Linked DNA regions of Homo sapiens: regions 1, 2, 3 and 5 are each linked to region 4. A link is a contact called in ENCODE Hi-C or POLR2A ChIA-PET data. All regions are on one chromosome and are shown on one strand. The core of a region is the stretch at or near the end of the contact, and the rest is flanking DNA. Distances in the headings are between cores, read along the strand shown.

What was found. A loop is a pair of places that touch in the nucleus more often than their neighbours do. ChIA-PET counts read pairs that join two places held with the same protein, here RNA polymerase II (POLR2A). Pooled maps may share reads with other maps.
Region 1: a loop to region 4 is called in a map of ascending aorta, with 2.8 times the contacts of the local background. The contact joins the enhancer-like site here to the promoter of RFX3 in region 4. A Hi-C loop is called at or near these places in 2 of 168 maps with a recorded cell type or tissue (ascending aorta and sigmoid colon), 2 of 37 single-sample maps with no recorded cell type and 4 of 50 pooled maps. POLR2A ChIA-PET finds 5 or more read pairs at or near these places in 1 of 52 experiments (activated naive CD4-positive, alpha-beta T cell).
Region 2: a map of ascending aorta shows a loop between it and region 4 (5-fold over the local background). The contact joins the promoter of SLC1A1 here to the promoter of RFX3 in region 4. A Hi-C loop is called at or near these places in 1 of 168 maps with a recorded cell type or tissue (ascending aorta), 7 of 37 single-sample maps with no recorded cell type and 10 of 50 pooled maps.
Region 3: a map of PC-9 shows a loop between it and region 4 (11-fold over the local background). The contact joins the enhancer-like site here to the promoter of RFX3 in region 4. A Hi-C loop is called at or near these places in 4 of 168 maps with a recorded cell type or tissue (IMR-90, PC-9, chondrocyte and 1 more), 9 of 37 single-sample maps with no recorded cell type and 11 of 50 pooled maps. POLR2A ChIA-PET finds 5 or more read pairs at or near these places in 3 of 52 experiments (A549, AG04449 and OCI-LY7).
Region 5: a loop to region 4 is called in a map of sigmoid colon, with 9 times the contacts of the local background. The contact joins the promoter of VLDLR here to the promoter of RFX3 in region 4. A Hi-C loop is called at or near these places in 3 of 168 maps with a recorded cell type or tissue (ascending aorta, sigmoid colon and tibial artery), 2 of 37 single-sample maps with no recorded cell type and 17 of 50 pooled maps. POLR2A ChIA-PET finds 5 or more read pairs at or near these places in 1 of 52 experiments (GM10248).

What each region holds. Positions count from the first base shown.
Region 1 is chr9:4,117,515-4,120,214 of GRCh38, reverse strand. GLIS3 (GLIS family zinc finger 3) reads left to right here. Exons shown (of 11, transcript NM_001042413.2): 4 at 1,334-2,447. Among named protein-coding and RNA genes, the nearest start is that of GLIS3-AS2, 180 kb to the left of the region's middle. Within about 2 kb of position 1,445, at least 5 of the 41 ENCODE cell types and tissues checked have a DNase peak (open chromatin) inside an H3K27ac peak, as active enhancers do; they include ascending aorta, where a contact is called at or near this core.
Region 2 is chr9:4,489,121-4,491,820 of GRCh38, reverse strand. It overlaps SLC1A1 (solute carrier family 1 member 1), which reads right to left and starts at 1,353. Exons shown (of 12, transcript NM_004170.6): 1 at 1,051-1,353. The coding sequence starts at 1,141. It also overlaps a transcript of GLIS3 not described here. RefSeq lists a silencer at 1,126-1,555 and an enhancer at 1,706-1,755.
Region 3 is chr9:4,237,416-4,240,115 of GRCh38, reverse strand. The region is part of intron 2 of GLIS3 (GLIS family zinc finger 3); the gene reads left to right. Among named protein-coding and RNA genes, the nearest start is that of GLIS3-AS2, 61 kb to the left of the region's middle. RefSeq lists an enhancer at 1,637-2,156. Within about 2 kb of position 1,440, at least 4 of the 41 ENCODE cell types and tissues checked have a DNase peak (open chromatin) inside an H3K27ac peak, as active enhancers do; they include mammary epithelial cell, where a contact is called at or near this core.
Region 4 is chr9:3,524,597-3,527,296 of GRCh38, reverse strand. RFX3 (regulatory factor X3) reads left to right here and starts at 1,296. Exons shown (of 17, transcript NM_001282116.2): 1 at 1,296-1,550. It overlaps LOC124902110 (a long non-coding RNA gene), which reads right to left and starts at 812. Exons shown (of 8, transcript XR_007061398.1): 1 at 520-812. RefSeq lists enhancers at 352-651, 912-961, 1,539-2,155 and silencers at 1,142-1,331, 1,762-1,851.
Region 5 is chr9:2,620,372-2,623,071 of GRCh38, reverse strand. It overlaps VLDLR (very low density lipoprotein receptor), which reads right to left and starts at 1,285. Exons shown (of 19, transcript NM_003383.5): 1 at 801-1,285. The coding sequence starts at 882. It overlaps VLDLR-AS1 (VLDLR antisense RNA 1), which reads left to right and starts at 699. Exons shown (of 4, transcript NR_015375.2): 1 at 699-972. RefSeq lists silencers at 151-240, 251-340, 611-880, 1,491-1,570 and an enhancer at 1,449-1,743.

The DNA of each region.
Region 1 (2,700 bases), core at 196-2,695, 590 kb before region 4:
ATTTTGTGAAACAGAGTAAGATGAACAGGTGGGATGAAAATGCTTCTTTTACCTCAGTTCCTTTGAGACAGGTTGATGTTTAACAGCTGGAAACAATGTGTTCATTTTGAGAAGACACGTTTTATATAACGTTTTGTTGTGATTAATTTTTTGTCAGTAAAAAAGACTTCAGTAGAAAGTCAATGCAGGTACATATAATAAGCCAGGTTCTTCTGATACACACCATGTCTGAGTCAAGAAATACAGCGTGTTATGTCTTGCCTCTGTGGCAAATTTTCCTTCCAAGGGACGTATCTTTTCTTCTCAATTATTTTCACACTTAAAGTTAGCCAAAAGATCAAGAAGTGATTTTTATTTTCAAGGCAACAATGTCACAGTAAAGCAAAATGAATTTTAAAGTGACCAGAGCTACATTATGAACCATTTTGATATGCAGATAATATATTGTGAGACATAGGGTGTGTTTGTAAAGGGTAAGAAGAATAGGAGAGGAATTGTTGCAAAAGTCAATTACAGAAAGTGAACGATCTGCTCTTGGCCCAAAGCTGCTTGGATTTAAGGACGAGAGTTCACAGAAAACCCAACTAGCAAGTGTGATTAAATCCCGAATGGCTCTAATGCATAATTCCAGATATGACTTGTTATCAGTTTGTTACTCCCTTATATATTATAGCTGCTTTTTATATTGTTTTCATTTTCTGGGGTGATTTGATGTAACTAATTACTGGCAATGTGAATTACTATCTTTAAAAAAATCAGAGTAATTCCTTAATATCAGTGAAACTAAATTGTGAAATTATTAAGTCCCCTGGACAACCCTTTGACTTTGAGGATTTACTTTTTTTCAAATAAAGCATGAGTTTATATGTTACTTTCCCAAATAGATTTTACTTGAAGGCTGAGATTCTGCAAAGCCTGTCATAACATGCTGCACATAGTAGGTGCTCAACAAATACTTATTTGGTTGGCTTTGACAGGTATCAGTAATTTTTCCCAGGTCTCTATCCTTTTTCCCCCATATTGAAAAAGTTATTTAAAAATAAAGCAAGGACTATTTATTACTCAAGTATTAAGATTATTTATAACAATAGATCTTTTGTTACATTATTTCAGTGAGCATTAGGTTTTATTGTTCTTCTTGGTAAAATGTTATTTACCTGGAACTGGAAGCCTTGGATTTTATCTTAGCCCAAGAATGTGTGTTTAGCACAGAATGTAATTAGGGGAAATACTTAAGGGATTGTCAATGCAGTGTTCTTTTAGCTCTTAAGCAATCCGTATCCTGCTAAAATGTTTATCTTTTTTTTTTCTTCCTTTCTGGCTGCTGTTCCAGGTCCCTTATTTCGCGTGAGTCTTTGGCGTCCACGACCTTGAGTCTGACGGAAAGTCAGTCGGCCTCAAGCATGAAGCAGGAGTGGTCCCAGGGCTACAGGGCCCTCCCTTCGCTCTCCAACCACGGCTCTCAGAATGGCCTTGATCTAGGGGATCTCCTTAGCCTTCCTCCCGGGACATCCATGTCCAGCAATAGTGTCTCTAACTCATTACCATCCTACCTTTTTGGCACGGAAAGTAGCCACTCTCCTTACCCTAGTCCTCGGCACTCATCCACCAGGTCCCACTCGGCCCGCTCCAAGAAGAGAGCGCTGTCCTTGTCCCCGCTGTCCGATGGCATCGGGATAGATTTCAATACCATCATCCGCACGTCGCCCACGTCCTTGGTGGCCTACATCAACGGGTCGAGGGCTTCGCCGGCCAACCTGTCCCCGCAGCCGGAGGTCTACGGGCATTTCCTGGGCGTGCGCGGCAGCTGCATTCCCCAGCCGCGCCCGGTGCCCGGCAGCCAGAAGGGCGTGCTGGTGGCCCCTGGAGGCCTGGCGCTGCCGGCCTACGGCGAGGACGGGGCCCTGGAGCACGAGCGCATGCAACAGCTGGAGCACGGCGGCCTGCAGCCAGGCCTGGTCAACCACATGGTGGTGCAGCATGGCCTGCCGGGCCCCGACAGCCAGTCGGCCGGCCTGTTCAAGACCGAACGCCTGGAGGAGTTCCCGGGCAGCACCGTAGACCTACCCCCCGCGCCTCCGCTCCCTCCTCTGCCGCCGCCCCCAGGCCCCCCACCCCCTTACCATGCCCATGCGCACCTTCACCACCCGGAGCTCGGGCCCCACGCCCAGCAGCTGGCCTTGCCCCAGGCCACCCTGGACGACGACGGGGAGATGGACGGCATCGGGGGCAAGCATTGCTGCCGCTGGATCGACTGCAGCGCCCTGTACGACCAGCAGGAGGAGCTCGTGCGGCACATCGAGAAGGTCCACATCGACCAGCGCAAAGGGGAGGACTTCACTTGCTTCTGGGCCGGTTGCCCTCGAAGATACAAGCCCTTCAACGCCCGCTATAAACTGCTGATCCACATGAGAGTCCACTCTGGGGAGAAGCCCAACAAGTGTACGGTGAGTTTCCGAAGCGCAAGGGGTGACCTCTCTTGAAGGCCCGGCTTGCTTTGCGTACGTGTGTTTTTTCCTAACTCGGCCCATGGAGTTTGCATGCGTGGGGGTCTAGGTATCCATGAGATGGGGTTCCCCTTCAGCTTGAGGAAGGGGAAGATTTCTTTCATGGTTAGTGGCTCTCCATTGCTATATTTCCTTCTGCAAAGGTACACGATCCATCCCAGCAGGTGATCAGTCTGCCACACTCTGTAAAATC
Region 2 (2,700 bases), core at 104-2,603, 960 kb before region 4:
CACTTGCCTTTTCAGCAAACACAGCTGCAGTTTCCAAGGGGAAGGTGGAGCCTGCCGAGGAATCCACATTCCTCAGAGGGTGCAACAGCCCTCACCTGCTGAGGAGCTATCACTGGGAAGGCGACAGATATGGCGCTAATCCCAAGGAAGTGCATCCCCGGGCCGGAGCTAGAAACACACAACCTTGGTAAAAAATCAGAATCTAAATAGGAATAACTCATACCTCTGAGCAATGGCTCAGACATCCACCTGGTCCAGTGATCTGTGAGGGGTGGATCACTTAAATACACCCTTGTTTAAAAACAGGCAAGGATGGCTTAAACATTATCTTAAATACAAAAACAACGTGGAGAGCAAGGAAGGCAGGAGAAGAGACGGCTGAGTTCTCTTAGCTCTCTTCCCCGGTGACCTCCCGCGGGCCACAGTGGCACATCCCAGAATTCAGGCACGAATCTGGCAGCTTTTCAGAGCCCGGGTGCAGGCAGTCGGCGCTCGCCGCGTGGGAAGGCACCTTTCCACGCACTGCCCAGGATGAGCGGCGACAGCGTTCTCAGCCTCCCTCCCCTAAGGGTCCGGCCCATCCCGGAGGCCAGGGTGCCTCTTCCAATTCGACTGAGAACTGTAATCCACACTCAATCTCTGCCCGCGCAGCGAGGCTGGGGGTGTGGGGTGAGGAAGGTGGCGGTGATAGGGGGAGATACGGTGCGGGATTAACAAAGAAAAAAATCGAACCCTGTTTTCAAACGAGCAGAACCAAGAGCTACTTGCTTCCCTTTCTACCCCCAAGCCCCTTTGATCATTTTGGGTAGAGCAGGAACCAGCAGCTCAAGGAGCACTCAAATGGGAGTCCCAGAGGAGCTTTGTTCTTGGTGTGCAGTAATTAGAGCGCTTGGGGGAAAGCCCCCGCAGGGGGCCCGAGGCTAAGGCCGAGGGGGCATCGAGGGACCCTGCATGGAGTGCGCCAGCGCCAAGCCCACCCTCAGCCGCACGCGGCCTGGGCGCAGAGAGCGCGTGAGGGTGCGCGCATCGCCCACCCGCCGCGCCGCTCACCTAGCACCACCGCGGCCACGGTGGACAGCAACACCCAGTTATTCTTCAGGAAGCGCTTCCACTCGCATCCTTTCCTCGCCGGTTTCCCCATGGCTGTCGCCGCTATTGTGCGCTGGGCTCGGCCGTGCGCGCGTGGGCTGGGCGACCCGGGGACTGCTGGCTGCTCGGCGGCGCGGCGAGATGCGGGTGCACAGGGGAGAGGTGAGAGCCGGCCGCTGCAGTCGCCGCCGTCACCACCGCCGTTGCCGCCGCCACCCGGGATCGCGCACCGCGCCCGCCGCCCTGCCAGCCCGGTAGTTTTGCGTGGCAGGCGCGCCCGGCTCCTCCTGCTGCCGCCGCGCTCTGCGGCGCCTGGGCCAACCAGCGAGGAAGGAGGGAGGAGCGGCAGGCCCGGGAAGGAGGGTGGGTGCGTGCGTGGGACGCCCGGGGTCCCTAGGGAGCAGGCGTGGTAGGGCGCCCAGCGCTGCGGCAGGAGCTGGGGCGGCCTCTCCGGGAACCCTGAGTCCCGCCCCACAGCCTTCCACTGGAGTCTGTCTCGCTTTCCACGCCTCACTCATGCTAGGGCTTTGGGTTAAGGGTTTTCTTCTGTCCCTAACCCAGAGAGGCGGAGCCACTGCCCTCCTGGGCGCGGACTTCATCCTGCACGTCTCCCTCTCCGTTCTCCACACCAGCTATTTCCAGCGCCGGCACCTGCAGAACGGGTGCCCTTTCAAGTCGGGGGAAGCTGATCCTGCCTTGGGTCCCTCTTGCTCGGCTACTCAGGCTGGGATGTGCCAGCAGCCGCGAAAGCCTGAAGCTTCTGGGAGGAGAGAAAGGAGTCCTGGGGCAGAACATGGCTTTGGAAACTTTCACGCGGAGCCTCCAGTGCCCCCACAGGGATTATTCTCCTCTTCGAGTCGCTGGAGGTGATTTGTCTGTGGACACTGGGCTTGGGAGTGTTCCCTGCACAAGGAGATGGTGATTTCTCTTAGAACTTTACTTCTGCTCCTTGGGACTTGCTCTGTGACCACAGGCCCTGGAGCATGGAGGCTTGGGGCAGTGATTAGAACTGAGAACCGGACCCGGGAGCCGCTCTGGGGAGAAAGTGGGCGGTCCATCCCCTAAGGTCCAACGGATTGGAAAGGCAAACACAGGAGAAACTAGGTTAGTGGTGCCAAATATATTTGGTGTTGCTAAGTGAATTTCTGATGCTCTTCCATTTTTCTACCCAATTTTTTCACTCTCACGTATACAATCTCTTTCCCTCCCTTTACCAAATCAGTACCTCCGCAGCTGTAAGCGGTCTTCTTATCAGCGTTCCTAAAGTTAAGTGAGCCTGGAACCCTTTTTGCTATTGTAGAATCTACTCTGATTGTGGGTAGGGAGAATTTCCCCTACTAGATTTTCTGATGACTAAATCCCCACAATTAGAGCTTCATCCCTTTGGTGTAAATTGATACAAGCATCTTTTAAGCGATAATAGATTAAGATTTACAACCCTGTAGACTTTAGTATGAATGAGTTTATCAGCTCTTTATAGAAAGTAAACTTTGAGAGAAAGAAGGTTAGAGGGATTTTAAGGTCGTTGGGTGTCCGAGGAAGATCTGAAGAAATGTCAGAAGGGGACCCGGGTGCGGTGGCTCTTGCCTGTAATCTCAGGACTTTGGGAGT
Region 3 (2,700 bases), core at 191-2,690, 710 kb before region 4:
ATGGTGAATTAATTGTAAGAAGGATAAAATATGTGTCCACTACTTACATACTATAATTTTATCTATCTTCAGTTGGAACTGAAAAAAAAATCAAGTTAAATGGTTGCAGAAATAATTCAACGTAAAAAAAGTGAAGTTAGAAAAAAGTAACTTAATAATGACTAAAATAAGGCAGATGAGTTTGAGATGGGGCTGTTATCCTTTATTCCTGTAAAGGTCTAATGATACAGAGTTAGGAAATACAAAGTGCCATTTGCAAACACTCCTGAAATCTAATGACCGTGGTAGATGATACAAATCAACCACAGTTCTTTTATCTACTGCATTTAGACATAGCTTCAAAATACTTTGTAATCAGCTGTTGGTCTTTTTAAATGAAAACCTATTTAGTGTCCTAGATGCAATCTAATAAGGGAGGGAAGTAGGTAATGGAAAAGTCAGAAACAATCTTTAGATCACTTATTCAGATCCAGTATAGCCTCCAAAGCGTAGACCTTCTGTTACATTGAATTTATAGAAAGCTAGAGCACATCAGTATGGTGGTTCTCAACCTTGATACCAAGATCTCAATGACTGATGTGTTGGGATGGTTGTCACAAATGTTTTCTCATTAATGATGAAGTAGAGTTTGCTCTAGGTCTCTAGGAATAGCCCCAACCCTGCAGCCTGTAATCTAGGTTCGTTCATTGGAATACGAATACAGTAGTCTAACAACTTCATCTTCCTCATCGCAGAGAAAAAAAAAAAGTCGTGAACGTCTATGGGTTAAGAGAACATTTTTTTTGGTTTTTTTTTTAATTATACTTTTAAGTTTTAGGGTACATGTGCACAACGTGCAGGTTTGTTACATATGTATACATGTGCCATGTTGGTGTGCTGCACCCATTAACTCGTCATTTAGCATTAGGTATATCTCCTAATGCTATCCCTCCCCCCTCCCCCCACCCCACAACAGTGCATGCACATGTATGTTTATTGCGGCACTATTCACAATAGCAAAGACTTGGAACCAACCCAAATGTCCAACAATGATAGACTGGATTAAGAAAGTGTGGCACATATACACCATGGAATACTATGCAGCCATAAAAAATGATGAGTTCATGTCCTTTGTAGGGACATGGATGAAGCTGGAAACCATCATTCTCAGCAAACTACTGCAGGGACAAAAAACAACGTTTGTTTTGAATTGGCTGCCTCGTGGTGAAAAAGTCACTGCAGTAGCTGCTGTGGCTATAGTAGTCTTAGTAGTTAGAGTCCATCTCTCTGCTGGTCATTTCAAAAGTCTTAACCCCAGGGAAAGCTTGACTCACGGAATGCTTTGGGACATTAGTGCTGAAGGATTTAATTAAAGCCAACTCTGGAAGAAAGATGTCAAGTGGGCACACAGTATAGTGGATAAGAAGGTGTCTGACTCATGAGGAATGACACACAGACAGAACATGTGCTCAGTAAATTTTGTTTTGTTTTGTTTTTGGTTATGAAGAACTGAGAGAACACTGGCAAAACTTATTCTACTTCCCAGAAAGGGTTAAGCTTTCTTTGGTTGCTTCACACGGGCCTTCTGAGTTCAGGTAGCCACGGTGGTTTTAGCACTGTAAGTTGGGGGCATATTTGGCACTTTTTAAAAATTATTGTAAACTGCTAGGTCTAGGTGTATTTCAGGAAGGAAGTTAGAATGTTGGGGGATGATTTACATCTTCTCTCATGTGGGTAGACTCTCTCATTCTCAAATAGAATGGAGTATATTCACGGTCATATTCTTCCTCTCCACCAAAACAACAATTCCCTCTCCTTCTGTGTCATCTATTCTGGGCAGAGCTTAGGGGTGGGGGAGGATTAAATACTGAGTTCTATTAAGAGATCACCTCCCTCCTTTTGGCCTTCCTTTTAGCCACATTGTTTCGGTCTCTCAGGAAGCTCTTTGCGCAGCGGGAGGGGGCAGGGAATAAACTTTATGTAAAGTAGGAACGAGAAGTCCCAGTTGCTTTTTTACGGAGTGGTCCTAAAGGCTTACTCCTGACTTTGTGCTCACTGGTATAGAAGCAGGACAGGGTGGCAACAGGAAATTCCTGAGGAAAATTTCTGGTCTAGAACATTCCTAGGTAGAAATTCTGAGGAAGTTCTGGACAGTCCCTGCTCAAAGGGAGAATAAGGGGAACATGGAAAGGATTCATCTTGTCCCTTGCAGCTGCTGGGCTAGTGAATTAACTAGGGAAGGGAAAGTTGTTTAAAGCCACATCAAACTGATAAAATGCTGAAGCTGGAGAGAACTGGGAAAGACAAAATGTGCTTACAGTGTGTCCCAAAACAGGAAGAGAGAAAAGAACCTGTCAGTAGTTATTTTCTCAATTTAAAGTTAATCTCAAATGAAACAGTGGGGAAAATACTGCAAAACAAAAGGCATGCCTGATTAATGAGAGGGTGAATCAAGTGGTGAGAATCAACAGTTTGACAAACTGTACTTCTAAATGTACATTTATGGAATTGGGGTAAAAATGGTAACAGAATTTGGTAATGAAAGTGCTACACTGAAACAGCTGGTTTAAAAAAGTACTATCATTTTGAATGATAATGATGCCATTTGTAGATTTTCAGCCATGCCCTAGGGCTCAGTAGACTGAGCCTGAAGTAGCGATTTCATCTATCTTTCATGTAAAACTACTACTTTTTTATTTTTTGCATATTTATGTTAAAATA
Region 4 (2,700 bases), core at 47-2,546:
GGCCTGGGGGCATGTGCCTGCTGGACTCGAGTCTGCAGAGAATTGGAGGAGTCTGTTTGAACCATGAGGCATTACAGGCTGTGCCTTATCAACGGGTGTTTGAGATGGCAGGTTGTGTTAACAACATTCAACACAGACGGAAGCCATTCGTCTATCTCAATACAGCCACAAACAGCAAGACCCTCAGCTACAGTAGGCTGAGTAACGGGGGATGAGAGCACGGCAGGTAACAGGATCCGGGCTTGAGCTCAACTCCCAGTTCGGTCTTTAAAGAGGGGTGAGCACTTAAGGGCTGAAACTAACAGAACTAGAAACTAACAGGATGGTATCGCAGGCAGGTGTAAGCTACCCCGCCCCTCTACGCCTTCCGTCGAGGGGAACCGCCAAATGCGCTTTCTCAGCCTCCGGGCAGGGCAATTTCTTGCTCTCTACAGGCACTTACTCCCATCCCTTGTAGATAGGGAGTGATGACCTCGCTTTTTCGTTATGGAGTGAGGGCCGGACACGCTTGGACCTCACCTCTCCGCGCCACGCTGCGGCGGCACCGCGGGAGGCCGACTCGCGCCCACGCACACCCCACGCTCGCCTTCTCTAAGATGGCGGCAGAGGCAGCTCGCTCACGCCCCGCCGCCCGCGCTCCTCCACAAGTCGTGCCCTCAGGAGGCGGGAGCGGGTGAGAGCGCGGAAAGCAGGAGGGCGAGAGTGACGCGGACCCTCCAGTCTAGCGCAGGCCGCGGAGCCCTGAAGCGTCCAGGAAAAGGAAAAGCCAGGAGGCTGACGCTACCAGGAACACCGCCGGCGCCTCAGAAACTAAAAAGCGGCGGCACATCCGGGCCCCTCTGCCCGCCCCGCCCCGGAAGTAACGTATCGGGCAGGGCGGGGGCCGCTCTTCAAAGTGGATTCTTCCCTCGCCATAGCTCGTTTCTTCACAAAGTGCCTGGAATCACCCTCGCCACCCCCTCCCCCGGGTTAGCCGTTACTCTCTCGTGGCTCCGGGACGTCTCTGTACAAAGCTGGCTGCTGGGACAGGCAGCCCTCGTTTCACAGATAGTACCCCTCGCACCACGACTCCTGGGCCTCGCCAGCGCGTGTAGTAACGTCCCTCCGAGAGGACTCTTGGTGACCTCAGCCCCAGCCAAGCATAGGCGCACCTCTTCGGAGTCCTGCGGTGGAATCCCGGCCTCGTGCCCCGTCACCCCGCCGCCCCGCCACCCCACCCGGGTTTGGGGGCCGTCAGTCACAGCGCTGCGCCCTCCCCTTCCGGCGGCTTGGCCGGGCCCGCCTCCTCCCCTCTTCCCTCCCCCACCCCTCCCCGTGCGAGTGTCTCCCTCTCCCTCTCGCTCTCTCTCTCTCTCCCTCTCTCTCTCTCTTTTGTGAGTTATAGCAACCGTTGCCTTGTGAATCAAGCGCCATAGTCACCGTAGTCCTGGCGACTGTTACCCATCAACAACAACTACTCCTCTCCTCCTCCTCCTCCTCTTCCTCCTCCTCCTCCCCACCACCACCATCTCCATCACCCACCAACAACACCACAATAATCCACAGCCAAGGTGAATATTCTTCGGTCTCTACATGTGTGTGGGAGCGTGTGGCTGCGTGTGAACGCGTGTGTCCGTGCGTGTGTGTGTTCGTGTGTGCGAGCCGAGTGTGGCTGTGCTGGGGTCTCACTCCTGACACGGGGGCTGCCGCTGCGGCGCCGCCGCCGAGGGGCTCTGTTCCCCGGGCTTGTTTACAATGGACCCTGCGCGCCGCGGCTGGGTCGGGGGTGTGGGCGCCGCGCCGCCCGCCGGCCCCGGCCCTGCGCCGGCCGCACTTCAGGGATGGAGCGGGAGCTTGGGGGGCTGCGAGCCGAGCGGGAGAGGGAGCCACAGTTTTCCGATGCGGATGCTGGATCTTTCCCTTAGGTCTGGTCTGAGGAGGAGGGTCAGGTGAAGAGATAAGAATTTGTTCTTTCTTTAATTTTCTTCTTTTCCAACGCTGCTGTTTCCTGCTTCTTTCAAAGCCGAAATAGACAACAGTGTGCAAGGGGGGGACCCAAGAGGTGGTGTTTTGTTGTTGTTGTTGTTCACTTGTGGGGCCTTGTTATGGGTTTTGTTATTTTTAATCCTCATACGTTGGTGAACTTTTCCCACCGCCCATTCCCTTCATTTTTGCCCCTCTTTGCCTGGTGCTGAATGGGCTGCTCTTCTTTCACCATCATCAGCTTCATGGTTTTCTTTTTTCTTTTTAAAACTGTATTTTCTTTGTGCGGCAAACAGTCTTAACATCCATTCAGCACTCTTCCCTCCCCCTCTTTCTCCCCCCCCCCACACACCCCTTGCACACATATTGAAACCTGGGGCCTGTTCGTTGGGCCCTCTTTGCTGTACTGGGAAAGATGTTTTTCTTTTTTAAAGTCTGTCTCCTCTCTCTTCTTTGGTGTGTGTGTGTGTGTGTGTGTGTGTGTGTGTGTGTGTGTGTGTGTGTGTGCTTGTGATTTAAACCGGATGCAGGGCATCTGTGATACTTGGGTTAGTAGTTATTGACAGTGCTTTATCCTTCATGTGGAGGTGGGAGGGGGAGTAGTGAGGTTCCGTTTCACTTTGATGATCCTCCTTCCCCGCAGTAGAGTGTTAACAATTTTCATTGTGATTATGAGACTTTGTGATGAACAGGGAAGGGACACAAGGAAGCTTTGTGAGAACTCAGTTCACAGTGTTA
Region 5 (2,700 bases), core at 36-2,535, 900 kb after region 4:
AACGTCACCGGGAAGGAGGGTCAGCAAACTAACCTGATTAAGTCTCCCCTCCACTCCCCCTCCGCGTTCAGCTACACGGGAGACCCGAGCGGTTTCCAAACGCCGCCCGAGGCGGGGAAAAGGGAGAGGAGAAGCGCCCAGAGCAGAGTCCTGCGTAAAGCCCCGCCGCTCCCCTACCCCGCACGCCGGAGAGGCGGCCCCGCGCCGGGGGAGTCGCAGTCCGGGTGCCCTCGGCTCCGCGGAGCCTCCCGGCCGCCGCCCACCGAACGTGCGCCAGCTCGCGGCCGCCGGAAGACTCTGAAGCCCGGCCGGCCCCTGGCGCTCCGCGTCCCCGGAGGCGCTCACCTTCTCCCCCCGTCCGCTCCCGCACTCCCCGGGGTTCGAGGGTGCGCCCGAGGCTGCCGCACACGTCTTGGCCCTCTGCCTCCTTCCCAACACTGCGCCTGGCAGAGGAGGCAGAACCATTGTTCAATGCTCAGAAGCCCACGCACCTCGGCGCCCGTCAAGAGGGCGAGAAACGAGGCGAAGCAGCGGCTCTGGGGGAGGCGGAGTGAGGGGCAGAAGACTAGTTCAGGCGAGGCGTCGGGGCACCCCGAACCCCGCTGTTCCCCAAGCCCGGCTCCCTTTAGCCTCGGCGCTGACAGCTCAGAGGCGCCACCACGGAGGGGAGGGAGGGAAGGCGAGGAGAACCGAGAGGCGCCTCCTAGGAGGCGGGTGGGCAAACGGAGACCTACGCCTCGGGGTCTCCCGGTGCCCCGGCTGGGTCCCGCCCGCCGGCGGAGGGGCGCGTCCTCACTCACCGGTTCCGGTGGCGCCGCTCTCCCGGGGCGCCCAGCACAGCGCGAGCAGCAGCCAGAGCGCCCAGAGCGCGGACGTGCCCATGGTGCCCGCCTGGATGGTGCCGCCGCCGCCGCCGCCGCCGCCGTTCGCTCCGCACGACAAGTTACCAGTCCTTCCGAAAGGAGGAAGAAGGTGGGGGCGGGGAGGGGAAAGGGGGAGAAGGAGGGGAAGGAGTTGGCGGGGGAAGGGAGCGGGGAAGAAGAGGGCACCCCCTCCCCTACAACTTGCACAGTCTCCTCCCCACCCACCCAGCCACCTCCCCGGGCTGCAGCAGCAGTGCAAGCCGAGCCTGCGGGCAGAAAATAATGCAGGCGCTGCAGAGGAGGGGAGGCAAGGGGAGAGGAGGGAAGGGAGAGGGGGTGGGGAGCCGAGAGCAGAAGAGAGCACAGAACGGAGAGGAGCCGGTAGCGGAGCACCCGCACCGGCGGCGGCCGGAGAGCGGGGTGAGCAGCGGGGAGGGGGCCGGAGGGGGCGTGGTCAACGGGAGGCGCGGCGGGCGGGCGGGAGCGCGGCGGCTTCGGCCCTCCTTTCCCTCGACGCGCTCCTCTTGCACGCGCCGGGCAGCCGGGTGCCCGCGCGGGGAGCGTGCGAGTGTGAGCGTGCGTGAGTGACCGCGGTCGTGGTCGTGGCTGCCGCCGCCGCCACCCGGACCGCTCTAGGGGCCCGGCTGCTCCGCGCGTTCGCCTGGGGCTCACGGGGGCCCGGGGCGACCGCTGGTTGGCTCGCGCGCCGCCCTCGCCTCCAATCCCGGGTGCCTGTCCTAATTTCCTGATCCAGGGAACCTGCCGCCGCAGCGGCTGTGCGCTCCCTACAGTCATTACTGTACCCTCCCGGCAGCCTCCGGCAGAACACGCAGCAGCAGCAGCAGTTAGCGCTGATGCAACTATCGTTGCTGTTGCCACCGCCTCCCCACTGACGGGGCGTGCACCTGGGGGGTACTTGCAGTTTCCAGGGGCAACAAGCATCTCTCTACCACCCTCTCCTGCGCCCCTGAGAGAGGCTGGTAGGTAGCATCTTCTTCGGGCCTCCTCTATCCACTCAGAAAGTGATGAAGCGGAGGGGCTCCAAACGTTTGGGCTGCTCAAAAGTGGGGTTTGGGATGCCGGTCTCAATCGCACGCTGAGATGCCGTTTTGCCGAAAACTAAATGTGTCTTTAAGTGAGAGAGTGTGTATGTTTGAAAGAGAGTGCGCGCGGTTGTGGCTGGTCCTCTGTAATAGAACAAGACTGAAATAACCCAGCCTGGGATGAGGAGAAGGGAAATTGCTAGCGCAGCTTTGCATTTGCTCATCAACGATTATAGTTAATTGCTAATTGCACAAAATGATAGTTTGAGGGCCTGTAATTAAAAGCTTAACCTTTTCTTGTTTGGAAGAGAGGGGCCCCATACGTTTATTCCTCTTGATATACTTTGTAACATTCAATTACAAGAATCGAGGAAAGAATAAAGGAAGCAAAGACAAGACTCCTAGAAAGGGTTGGTTCTTCTTTTGTGCCTGACAGTACCTGAGTCTATAATTTGCTTTTTGTGTACTTCAGTTTTCTTGCACACTTAGCCCTGGTTGAGGTGCATTGTCTGCTGTGGTCTGTTGAGCATCTAACCAGAGTGGGAGGGCACATCGAGCGATTTCACTTTCTTAAATAAAAGGTTTTTGGTATTTTGAAAAAGTTGTTTTTATCTTAATTCAAACTTGGAAGGTTTCAATAATATCATATTCTGACTCTATTCTGTTGGTGATCTGAAGAGCAGCGGGCACTGCCTCACTGTCTTCTCCTTGCCCTGGTTCTCCTGGAAATTTGTCAAGGCTAGCAATCAGAGGAGATGTTTATTAGGAACTTACTATATCCAGGAGACACACAG